Linked DNA regions of Homo sapiens: region 1 is linked to region 2. A link is a loop called in an ENCODE intact Hi-C map of the cell type or tissue named here. Cell type or tissue: mammary epithelial cell. All regions are shown on one strand. Links, peaks and the distances in the headings refer to the core of each region. The heading gives the core; the rest is flanking DNA.

Region 1 (5,372 bases), core at 96-5,095, 93 kb before region 2:
CATCACCAATGGCTCACCCAGGGCAACACGTTCTCTTTGTTTCTTATCTTACTTCATCTGTCACTTGATGGTGGTGCCACCCTTCCTCTTCCTTGGATGTCATGAGGTGCCTCTCTCCAGATACTTCTCCCTTTCTGACCACATTGTCTCCAGCTTTCTCAGTGGACTCTCTTCTTGGTGCTCTTTAACGCTTTCAACTCCAATGGTTACTCTTCCCTCTACCCCTAACTAGGTCCTTTTTATTTTGTGCTCTGTGGTCTCTTCCTGAATGTCTCACCAACTTCCAAGGCTTCATCTACCACCCAAACCTGATGATTTCTAAATTTATATCTCTAGCCTGGTCTTGTCTCCTGAATGTAGACCCACATTTTCACACCAATTCCTGGGCATCTTCATCTGCACAATTAATGGAATGTGCCCAGTTTGAATCCATTGTTATACTCTGCAAGTCGCATCTCTGCTAACAGTTTTATCATCTACTCTGTGGCCCAACCTAGGAATCTTGATGCCATTTTTTACTTCTGCCTCTTCCTCACACACATATTCAAGCAGGTATCACGTCCTATTGACCAATTCTACCTCTCAAATGTTTCCTCCTTTCATCCCCACAATTATTAGATCTGCCCTGGACTAATGCCCCTCATTACAGTGTAAGCTCCAGAAGGGTAGGATTTTGTCTGTTTTCCATTGCTCAGCATCTATCACAGCACCTGGCACATTGCAAGTGCTCAATACAAACTCATTGAATAGATGGATTTAGTGACTGGTCCCCCTTCCCCAGCCATCTCCAACACATCTGCCTTCTGACCTATCACCAGACTCATCTCTCTAAAGCATGGGTACAAGCACATCAGTTTCTTGCTTAAAAACCTCCGAGGAGTCCCCACTGTTTACAGAATTAAATTCAGATCCTCATGCCTACATAAGAGGCTCTTCATAATCTTTCCTCATACCTTTCTAGCATCATCTCCTGCAATTCCTCTTTTCCCTGCTCTCCTTGAGCTACTCTGCTTTGCCTGAGTGGACCATGCACCTTATATTTCCTGCTGTTGCCTTTCCCTGTAATGCTGTTTCCATTTTTTTTTTTTTTTTTTTTTTTTTTTTTTTTTTACTTAGAAAACTCCTATTTATCCTTTAAGGCCCAGCTTGAAAGCTACCTCCTCTCAGTGGCTTTCCCTGAGCCTCTCCAGCATTATTTATTGCTTCCTTATCTGTAGGAACTTCATTCATTCTCCTATTATGGCACTTATCACATTGTATTATAGTCATTTAAAAGAGTCTCTCTCTCTATATATAATAGTTATCTGTGTAAGAAATTACTCCAAAACTCAACAGCTTAAAACAACAAACACTTATTATCTCATAGTTTCTGTGGGTCAGGAATCTATGTGTGTTTTATCTGGGTGCCTCTGGCCCAAGGCCTCCCTTGGGTTGCAGTCAAGTTGTCAGCTGGGGCTGTGGTCTCATCTGAAGGCTCACTTGGGAGATAATTCAATTCCAAGCCCACACGTGTGGGTTCTGGCAGGATTCAGTTCCCCTTGGGCTGCTGCACTGAGGCCTTCCTTCATATGTTGCCACATGGACCTGTCTGTAGGGCATCTCACAATATAGCAGCTGGCTTCCCTTAGAGCAAGTAAGTGAGAAAGCATAAGAGAGGATTCGGAAGATGAAAGTTGCAGTCTTTTTATAACCTAATATTATAAGTGACATCTCATCACTTCTGCCATATTCTACTAGTTTGAGGTGAGTCATTTAGTGCAGCCCACACTCAAGGGGGGAGAATGACAAAAGAGTATGGTGTCCTTCATTGATAGCCACGCCAGAGACTGCCTAGCACACCTACCAAACTGAGCTCCTCAAGGCAGGAGTCATGCCTCATTCCTCTTTGAAACTTCAGCACCTTGTACAGTTCCTGGCAATGAACAGGTGCTCAGTGAATTTTGCCAAATTAAGTGGAATTATTTTTCTATGAGAATCTGATCACAATTGGGTAGATTGCAAAGTCCACAAGAACACTCAAAATTAGACTAAAATGATTTAAAAATGGCGCACTGGCTCATGCCTGTAATCCCAGCACTTTGGGAGGCCAAGGCAGGCAGATCGCAAGGTTAGGAGATCGAGACCATCCTGGCTAACACGGTGAAACCCCGTCTCTACTAAAAAATACAAAAAATTAGCCAGGCATGGTGGCGGGCGCCTGTAGTCCCAGCTACTCAGGAGGCTGAGGCAGGAGAATGGCGTCAATCCAGGAGGCAGAGCTCGCAGTGAGCCAAGATCACGCCACTGCACTCCAGCATGGACGACAGATCAAGACTCCGTCTCAAAAAAAAAAAAAAATGTAAAACAAAGTGTCTAAGTGTCATGAGTACACTGTCAGTCCTCTACTTCTAGGTACTTCTATGATTGCTTCCCAGGCTCACGTAGAAAAGGATAGGAAAGCATTTTTTCCTTTTGACTTAGCACAACTCTGTGGAATATTTTTTGGAAGAAAAAATTAGAATGCTACTTCAAAGGTCCTCAGGCAACTCAAGAACTTAGACCACTCATGAATTCATCTTCTAATTCATGGATGATCAGCAGTTGGAGGATCATGGGCAATCAAGTGTTGACCAATCACTGCTGTTTTCCACCAGCTATACATCAATTACAGACATTTTGAAATTCTCCTGGATGTACTCAGGACAGTAGGAAGTACAGGGATTACAGGGTTTCCAATCTAAGCAATGGTTTCTTTTTCAGGCTCATTTTCCTAAAGAAAACACAGAGCCTTTAGCCAGGTCCCATGGTTGGATGCTCCTGAGGTCCAGAGAGGCCTGGAATGCACAGCAAATGTCAAGGCTTGGCATCTAAAATTGATGTTGGGCTCTGGGCAATGATTCAGCCGCCTGACCTTCACACACTGTTGTGGGGCAAGAATCACTTTGGGCAGCTGGTTGCCTGCAATCTACAAATCCAGAGAAGCATTTAAAAGGAAAGTCATCCAGAGTTGCTCATACCGATGACCCTCTTCTCTTAGTCACTTCCTGCCTGGCAATATCTGCAGCTGTCACACAGCAGCTCAACCTAGCTCATCCCAGATCTAATATTCCTCATCGATGGAACCTTACCCAAGGCCTCTGTCTACCTTCAGTTTATGACAGCTCATCTGTATAGGCCTAACTTATTGCATGGCGGTGGGTGGTATGGTTGATGAAAAGTCCTTTAGATTTCTAGATTTCTTTTGCTTTCTGTCTTGGCCATCTTTTGTTGTGTCGACATTGGATCGGACTGGGCTGGTCAATATGGGAAAGTTGACATGAATTCTAGAAGGACTTACTGGCTATTTTAATTTCTTTCTTAGTTTTTTTCTTTTTTAACTTTCAGTTTTAGCTGGCAAACTTTAGAAGGCTTGTTTATCCCACCAAGCAGATGGGCAATTGGGGATCAGTAGTATCTTTAAAAATACCATTTTTGGGTGGCATAGACAAAGCTACAGCTTCATGGATAGCAGATTCCAATGCTTTAACTTAATATATTGAAAAACTAATGCTAGAGAAGTCAATTGACTTGTCCAAAGGACTCAGGTGCTGTAATATATCTCAAAGTGTGGCAGTTGTAAATTGAGGGCAGGGGTTTGGATTTTCTCACTGCTATATCCCCAGTACCTGGAAGAGTGCCTGCCATATTTATATATTCAACAAATACTGTCAAAGGAATGAATAAATGAATAAATTATTTTTGATCCTCAGCTGCAGTGACTAATTAGGGGCTTTGGGGTCATTACTATGACTCTCAACGTATTCCTAGTGCTGTGCATTGGCCCCAAGTTGAGTCGAGTAAATTGTATAAATCCAGGTCAAGGCTTCCCTATCCCATTATTTCACTTTAAGAAGACCAACCATGATGTATGCCCTCAGGCTTATAGACAGGTGTAGATCCACTTCCTAGAGACTCCACCTTGGACCACACCTGACCACGAAAACTTGGGGAATTTCTAGGACCATTTGAGAATGGCGCCATGAGCCCTTGGCTGTTTAGCCTATTAAAAGTGCCCGTAATACTCTTGCATGAATGTGCTTTGTATGGTTATTTATAAGAATGACTGGTGCAATAGCCCCTGGGGCTTGCATCCCATGTGTTTCCTGGGTGCCACAGACCTTGACAACTGGAGGAGAGGATAAACAAACCTCTAAGAGGAGTGGAGCTGGATGCACAGGAAGGTGTTTTGCCCAAGAAAGGGCAGCCACACAGCTCACGCTATCATTTATTTTTAATGCATTTTTGTTTGTTTGGTATTTGTCCTTTCCATTCTCTTTCTCTTCTTTGTCCTCTTTGAAGTGCAATAAAAATGGTGAGAGAAAAAGGGAGCCATTCAGATGCCTCTGGAGTGCCATTGTGATCATCGATTTGCAGGTGTCTTCAGCATTAGAAGTAACATCTGGGGGCAGATAGAGGTGAACCTGCAGACCTTTGCAGAAGGTTTACAAAGCAGGGCTTGAGAAATAATTATGTGAAGCAGCAGTGCCCAGTTATCATACTTGCCATAGTATATACATAAAGGAGTTGAACTTTTGATTGCTCAGAATTGGTCCATCCCTTTCCCCTTTACAGATTCAATATAATGACTGAGCCTCCTTCTCTCCACCTGCCAAGCTGGGTCTCAAAGTGGAGGAGCATGAAGAGAGGGGGAGGGAATGGGGCAGAGAGAGAGACAGAAGAGGGAGAGAAGAGAAAGAGAGAAGAGAGGAGTGAGAGAATGAAAATGAATGGATCTGATTGAATGAGATGGCTTCCCAAAGAGAACTAGTAATAATTTTTCTTCTCAAATTACCCTGTAGCATGATGATTCAGATATGACTATACTTTGCATAAATGCTTTAGCTAAAACTTCATATATACATTTGCAATTTGTAAATACCAGGAATTTTATATGTGTATGAGAATATAGAGAACTATTTGAAATTTGAGCCAAATTATTTTCTAATGAATGCCCATGGAGACTTGTTTTTGGCGCTATTTTGGGTTGGAATTGATTCTATGTATTTTATGTAATACAATTTCTGTAAACCAAGCATCAGAATAAGGAGCACAATTTGAGTTTTGCATTTACTTGCCTGAGAACCATGGATATTTAAGTTCTCTTTGCCTGAGAAATTAGCTTTTAAGAGATCAACATTGATAAATAAGGTAATAAAGTATAATTAGATGTTTATAATTTCACAATGAATAAATAATAGACCATGCTGATTCCAAAGTTATTTATATTTGTTTTATTTATGTTTTCAATGCATACCTAGGAAGATAATTTTTTTTCCTGGAGCCCTAATTCAATCAGTGATGTGGCTTAGCCTAGTCCAAATTAAATACCGGTGATAATAAAATAAAAACTCTTT
Region 2 (5,372 bases), core at 321-5,320:
ATTAATACACCCTCTCCCCTGCCATGAAGACGCTGAATATACTCACTTCACCTACAAAGGGGCAAACAGGGACGTGGAGGTGAGCAGGGGGAGGGAGGCAGGAATGGGCATTGCTTTCACCCTTCTTGTGCTGCTAACAGGCCACATATGAGTATTTTCTGGAGTGGGAAATGTATTTTTTAAGGTTACCCTTCTTAACAGTAAGCCAGACCGCCACGGGGGGTGTGGAGAGAATCTGCCAAATATTACACCAATGAGGCCCATTCCCGTATGTGGCCATGGTGCTGTTGCTCATGCTCAGGCTGATACAATGTGGCCATGATTAGGGGGCATGGAAGAACCGCTGCCCTGTGGCCCTGCCACTGCTGGGGTGGCTCCATGCTTCCAACCCCGTCTCACCTTCCCACCCATTGGGAAGCCACTAAGCAAACACCCAAGGGTCTTTCTCTCATCCACCTTTGGGCAAACATGACAAAACTAAAAATCCCACTGCTCTGAGTCCCACCCCCGGCAGTGTCCCATTTAGCCACACTGCAGGAGGGCAACATCTTACAGGCTATTCCTACCTATGGACAGGTATCCTGGCCTCCTTCCAAAATGTCATGCTTTCCTAACTCAACTCAAACCAGGGACACTCATCACTATTTTAAAAGGGGGAAGCATCCCCTGTTGTTTCCACCAGGAGCTCATTTTGGGGGGACTTCCATGGGTCGGGGGGGGGTCTTACTTCTTAGCCTTTGAAGTCCTCAGACTTGAAGCTCTCTGACTTCTCTTTGAACTTTCCAGTCTGGACCACAGGCAGAGTTGGGTCTCCTCTCCTTGACCGTGACATTGGCAGTGCTGTCGCCTTGCCAGACTCCTGCCATTGGATGCTCTTTCTCTGGCCCCCTCTGCTGCGGTGCTGCTGCTCCCCGGACAGGACTGAGGCAGGCTCTGTCCTAGGCAGAGGCGGGCATCCTGTCTTCTGAGTGGTCGGCCTTCCCGCTGTTTATCCTGCGGGGGGCCCTGCACTCCCCTTCACTCTCTGCCTTCTTACTAGGCAGGTGGGAGCCCACACAGTTCCCATGTGGCTGCACGAGGATGGCACTGGGGTCTGACTGCACAAGTGACAAGCATGCCGAGACCCCACAACCCCATCAGCCGCTTGTAAAGTGAGAGCACCTTTCCTGAGAGTGGGTGGGAGGAAGGCACTGTCATGGCGAAGGCCTGCAGGTCACCTCCCGAAATAGATCCCTGCTTGGCATACACACACTTTGCCCCCAGCCTGCCTTGCTAGAGACTGGCAGGGTACGCGATTTGGATCTGAATCAGTGGCTGTAAACACACAGCTGTGTCTTTCTGCCTCAGAGGATTTGATTTTCACTTGACTGCTTGGCACATTGGGGTCTGGGGAAGGCAGGAGAGGGCCTGGGCGGGGGTCGAGGGAGGGCCCACCAGGGAAAGCCAGGAGCAGCTGCCTCCACCGGGCCCTGATTGCCCCACATGTCCAGAAGGTGAGTCACCAGTGGGGTTTTTCTCCAAGTGGGCACTCCGTGGGGAGAGCATTTTGGCTGCTTTTGGCGGACAGGTTGAACCATCAGCGGGAACAGCTGGGGGCTCCTCCTTCCAACGGAAACGTCAGGGTCTAGGGCCCAGTGTCTCAAAAATGACAACCAACTTCTGGCCTTTTTTGATAAAAGTCTCGAGACTCCTGTCAACCCCGTGAGGAGCCACTTTGTCTTCTCTGTACCCACCAGCCATACTGAGTCTGTTGTTTTACATTTTGTAGTTTATAAAAAATAGACTTTTATATTTTCATTTTCCAGCTACAAAACTATAACAGTAAATATGCTTTTCCTAATTTCACACAGAGTCAAGATAAGAAGCGAAGCATAGAGGAGTTGTAACCTGGTCTTAACCACGGACTTCACCACTGATTGTAAACAGGATAACACTGTCTCTCATACTCTTATTTCCCATCGCTAAAAGAGGACAGCAACAAGCTGGCCCAGGGTTCCCTGGGGAACCAGAAAGCCTGGTAGCAGGTGAGCAGCAGAGTGTGCTGAGATTCCCAAGTGCTCACATTTCATTCCTTCCTATACCCATAGGGCCCCTGGGACCCCACAGTGCATGCAGTGATGCGGCAACACCGACCCTGGGGTCCACCTTTCTGCCCAGCTGACCCCACCTGACACACACACACACAGCTGGGCATCCAGACCGGAAGGGTGGGGACTGCAGAACTGGCAAGCTGAAGGGTGTAGGGCACTCACCCTGTTCTCTGTGAGTCCTCCCTGACCCTCCGGCGACTCACCGTGGACGAGTGAACCCTGAACAACTGAGCAGGGCCTGTGGTGTAGGTGTGGGGAGCCTGGGGCACTCAGTTCTCCTGCCAGTGCATGTCCAGGCTTTGTAAATACACCCAACTCAAGTCTATCCACAGTTTATTTCCCAGCCTCACAGGCTGGCAGGCACTTCTGAATCAGGTAACTAACTGGGCAAGAAGACAGCTCCTCTCCCATTCTAAGGAATGAGTTATATAACTCAGAAATCTCAGGACAGAGGGAAGCACAGACCTGCAGAACACCGCTAGCTGGAAGGGACCATCGAGACGACCTAGTCCAAGTCATTTCAGAGGAGAAAACCAGGGCTCAGAGAGGGCTAGTGATTTGCTTGAGGTCACATAGCTAGCAAGCTGAGGCTGGAAGCAGGAGCCAGTCTGCAGGAGGGCTGCTGAGGTGTCTCAGAGTCCCAGGACATGCACTTGCTGCTCCAGAGAGGCAGGTTTCCCTGCTTTCCTTCCCAAACACTTCGATGGAAGTCTCCCTCCAGCTCCAGCCAGGGCCAGGGTTTCACTGCAGCTGGATCTCAGTGCTCTGAGATGGGAGAGGCTGGCACTAATGTTTGTGACCCAGTGGTCCCAAAGGAGTCCAAGGACTGTTTGCAATAAAAACTAACCCTTTGGAAAGATTTTTAGCCAATTGGCCCTTGCCAGAGGCACAGAAAGATCATTTCAACTGAGGTCAAAGCCCTCTGGGGATTCTGCTGAGTCTAGGTATTTGGGAACTCATTCCACCAGGGTGCAAGGCTGTTCCCCATGAAACCTTGAGGAGGAGGGGAAAACAACACCGCCTTCCTGGGGGCAGGAGCTGCTTCTGCCGGTTGGCTGACTGCCCTGATTGCCTGCCTGCCCCCTCCCCTGCGGAGAGCCTTAGCCCTCCACTTCCGGTCAGCACCTGGGCCTGGAGCTGGGAGTTTCTCTCTGCAGAGCTGCCTGGAGGGGGATGAGTGAGCTGTTGACTTCTTGGCTCTCATTAGCTCTTCCTTGGCTTTTGGCAGGGGAAGGAACAGGGGGATGGAAGGAGGGGGCGAGGGAGGCTGAGTGGCAGCTGGCTCCCAGAGCTTCCCGCTCCCCATCTGACTTGCCTGCTGCATTCCTTGGCAGGCAGGCAGGACAGGAAAGCCTGTCGCAGAGATGCCACCCATCACATGCCAAGCCTTCTGCAGCTTCCGGCCCTTCCTGCCGCAATTCCAAGGAGCACCTTGGCAAAGCTAAACTTCGATGCTCTCTTAGGAGGTGGATGAACGCCTGGTCCTCCTCTCCCTTCTCCTCCGTGGCCTCCAGTGCTTGCTCTGGCACCAGCAACCCCATTTTCTATCTATCTATCTTTGGAGCCCAAGGCTGGAGCTGATGAAGCTCTCAAGAGGGCAGGTAAGGTTTCAACTGAGCCTCCAAAGGTACCCAGGGAGGCTGACACCAGCCTCACTCGGGGCTGCCATTTTCTCCTAACTTCAGTGCTATCACCCTCTGCGGCTTTTTCTGTGGAACTGGACAGAGGAGCAAAGGACTTTCTCCAGCTTCTCCTCCCCAGATTGGAGCTCTCACCAGATGGCTTCAGCCAGTATCTATCTCAACAAGGGAGCTGCTGCTGTGGCTTGGCCCCGATTCCTCTTGCCCCCTCTCCCTCCCACGCATGCTCCTGGTCCTCTATGTCAGAGCCAGGCCCTCTTTGGTGAGGCCCCCCACCCCACTGTGGTAGACTCTGTGGAAGCTGAAGCAACAAGCACACTTAAGAGAGAGCAGAGGGCGGGGTGTGGTGGCTCATGCCTGTAATCCCAGCACTTTGGGAGGCAGGTGGATCACTTGAGGTCAGGAGTTTGAGAACAGCCTGGCCAATATGGTGAAACCCCATCTCTACTAAAAGTACAAAAATTAGCCGGGTGTGGTGGCGTGTGCCTGTAATCCCAGCTACTCGGGAGGCTGAGGCAGGAGAATCGCTTGAACCTAGGAGGCAGAGGTTGCAGTGAGCCAAGATTGTGCCACTGCACTCCAGGCTCGGAGAGTGAGACTCTGTCTCAAGAAGCAGTGGGAGGGTGAGCATTTCAGCTCTGGCCACCTTCATGCTCCTATTGTCCTCTGTCAACTGCAAAACCAGGAAGATAGCAGAGAGTGGCAGGCTAGACATCACCAAGCAACAGGAAAGAGTCTTCAGTGAGAGAAGGCACCTCCTCTCCCTGGTCAGTAATGCCTGAGACTTCCCACCAAAGAATCTGAAGAACAGCTGGAAGGTGAAGCAAAGGCAACCCACAGTGACTAGCCAGATTTCTCCTACTGTGGTTTTCATATGTTACAGCCACTGTGAAAGGAAGCTTCCCCATGAGCAGGATTAGGCAGAGACAGGCTCCAAATCACATGACCTGAGGCCATGTATTGGGGGCCCTGGAGAAGCTGCTGTGTGTTACAGCTCTTTCTGAAACAGGCTCCTCGGACAAGGGTGGCCATGTACAGTGGCGTGGGTTATTCACTGCACCAGGGCAGCTGAGGATCAATAGGGGCTGAAACCCAGCCTGTGTTTTGCCTGGTCAGCTGGGCATCTGTGAGGCTGGGCCCACCAGAGGGAGTCTTGTTTTCCATTTTGGATGAACGTACATGGTAGGCTAGTTGCGCCCTGTCGTGGACTTCAGTCATGTTTAGTTCAGAACCTGGGCCTTATCAAATAAGCAGGGTTTGTGGTTTCAGTCTGCAAAATGACAGGATGCTTGGCCCAGTGTCCCCAGACATTTGCTTTGTATATCCAAGTCCTGAGTAACCTGGAATGAAGCTTGCATTGGAAAGAGAAGCTCATACAGCACTTCCTCTATTGACTGGGGAGTACCAGGCCCCTTCGTCACCCAAACTAACATGGCCCTAAAAGCTTCCATGAACCATATTAAATGTCTCCTTAGGATCTCATGGAAAAGGGGGCATATGTGGTCTTAACAGATAATCCCTCTATGTCATGGCACAACATAAGACTTGGAAAGAACAATTTGTTTTTTCCAAGTGTTTCTCTTCTACCAAGAAAAGAAAGGACATTGGCATGTTCTGGGGAGAAATTCTGAATTCAGATTCA

The links. Peaks named below come from ENCODE experiments on the same cell type or tissue, not always from the same donor. Only the 100,000 strongest peaks of a DNase experiment are listed, where the experiment ranks them.
Region 1: a loop joins it to region 2, with 13 times the contacts of the local background. A loop is called at or near these places in 5 of 110 quality-filtered maps.

Annotation. Positions count from the first base shown.
Region 1 is chr14:72,635,785-72,641,156 of GRCh38, reverse strand. The region is part of intron 8 of DPF3 (double PHD fingers 3); the gene reads left to right. Among named protein-coding and RNA genes, the nearest start is that of MIR7843, 120 kb to the right of the region's middle. In mammary epithelial cell, for the core only: no CTCF peak of the experiment used is centred there; a DNase peak (open chromatin) is centred at 2,966; H3K27ac peaks cover 294 bases.
Region 2 is chr14:72,542,723-72,548,094 of GRCh38, reverse strand. The region is part of intron 17 of RGS6 (regulator of G protein signaling 6); the gene reads right to left. Among named protein-coding and RNA genes, the nearest start is that of MIR7843, 29 kb to the right of the region's middle. RefSeq lists an enhancer at 2,496-3,274. In mammary epithelial cell, for the core only: a CTCF peak has its summit at 2,306; a DNase peak (open chromatin) is centred at 2,344; H3K27ac peaks cover 539 bases.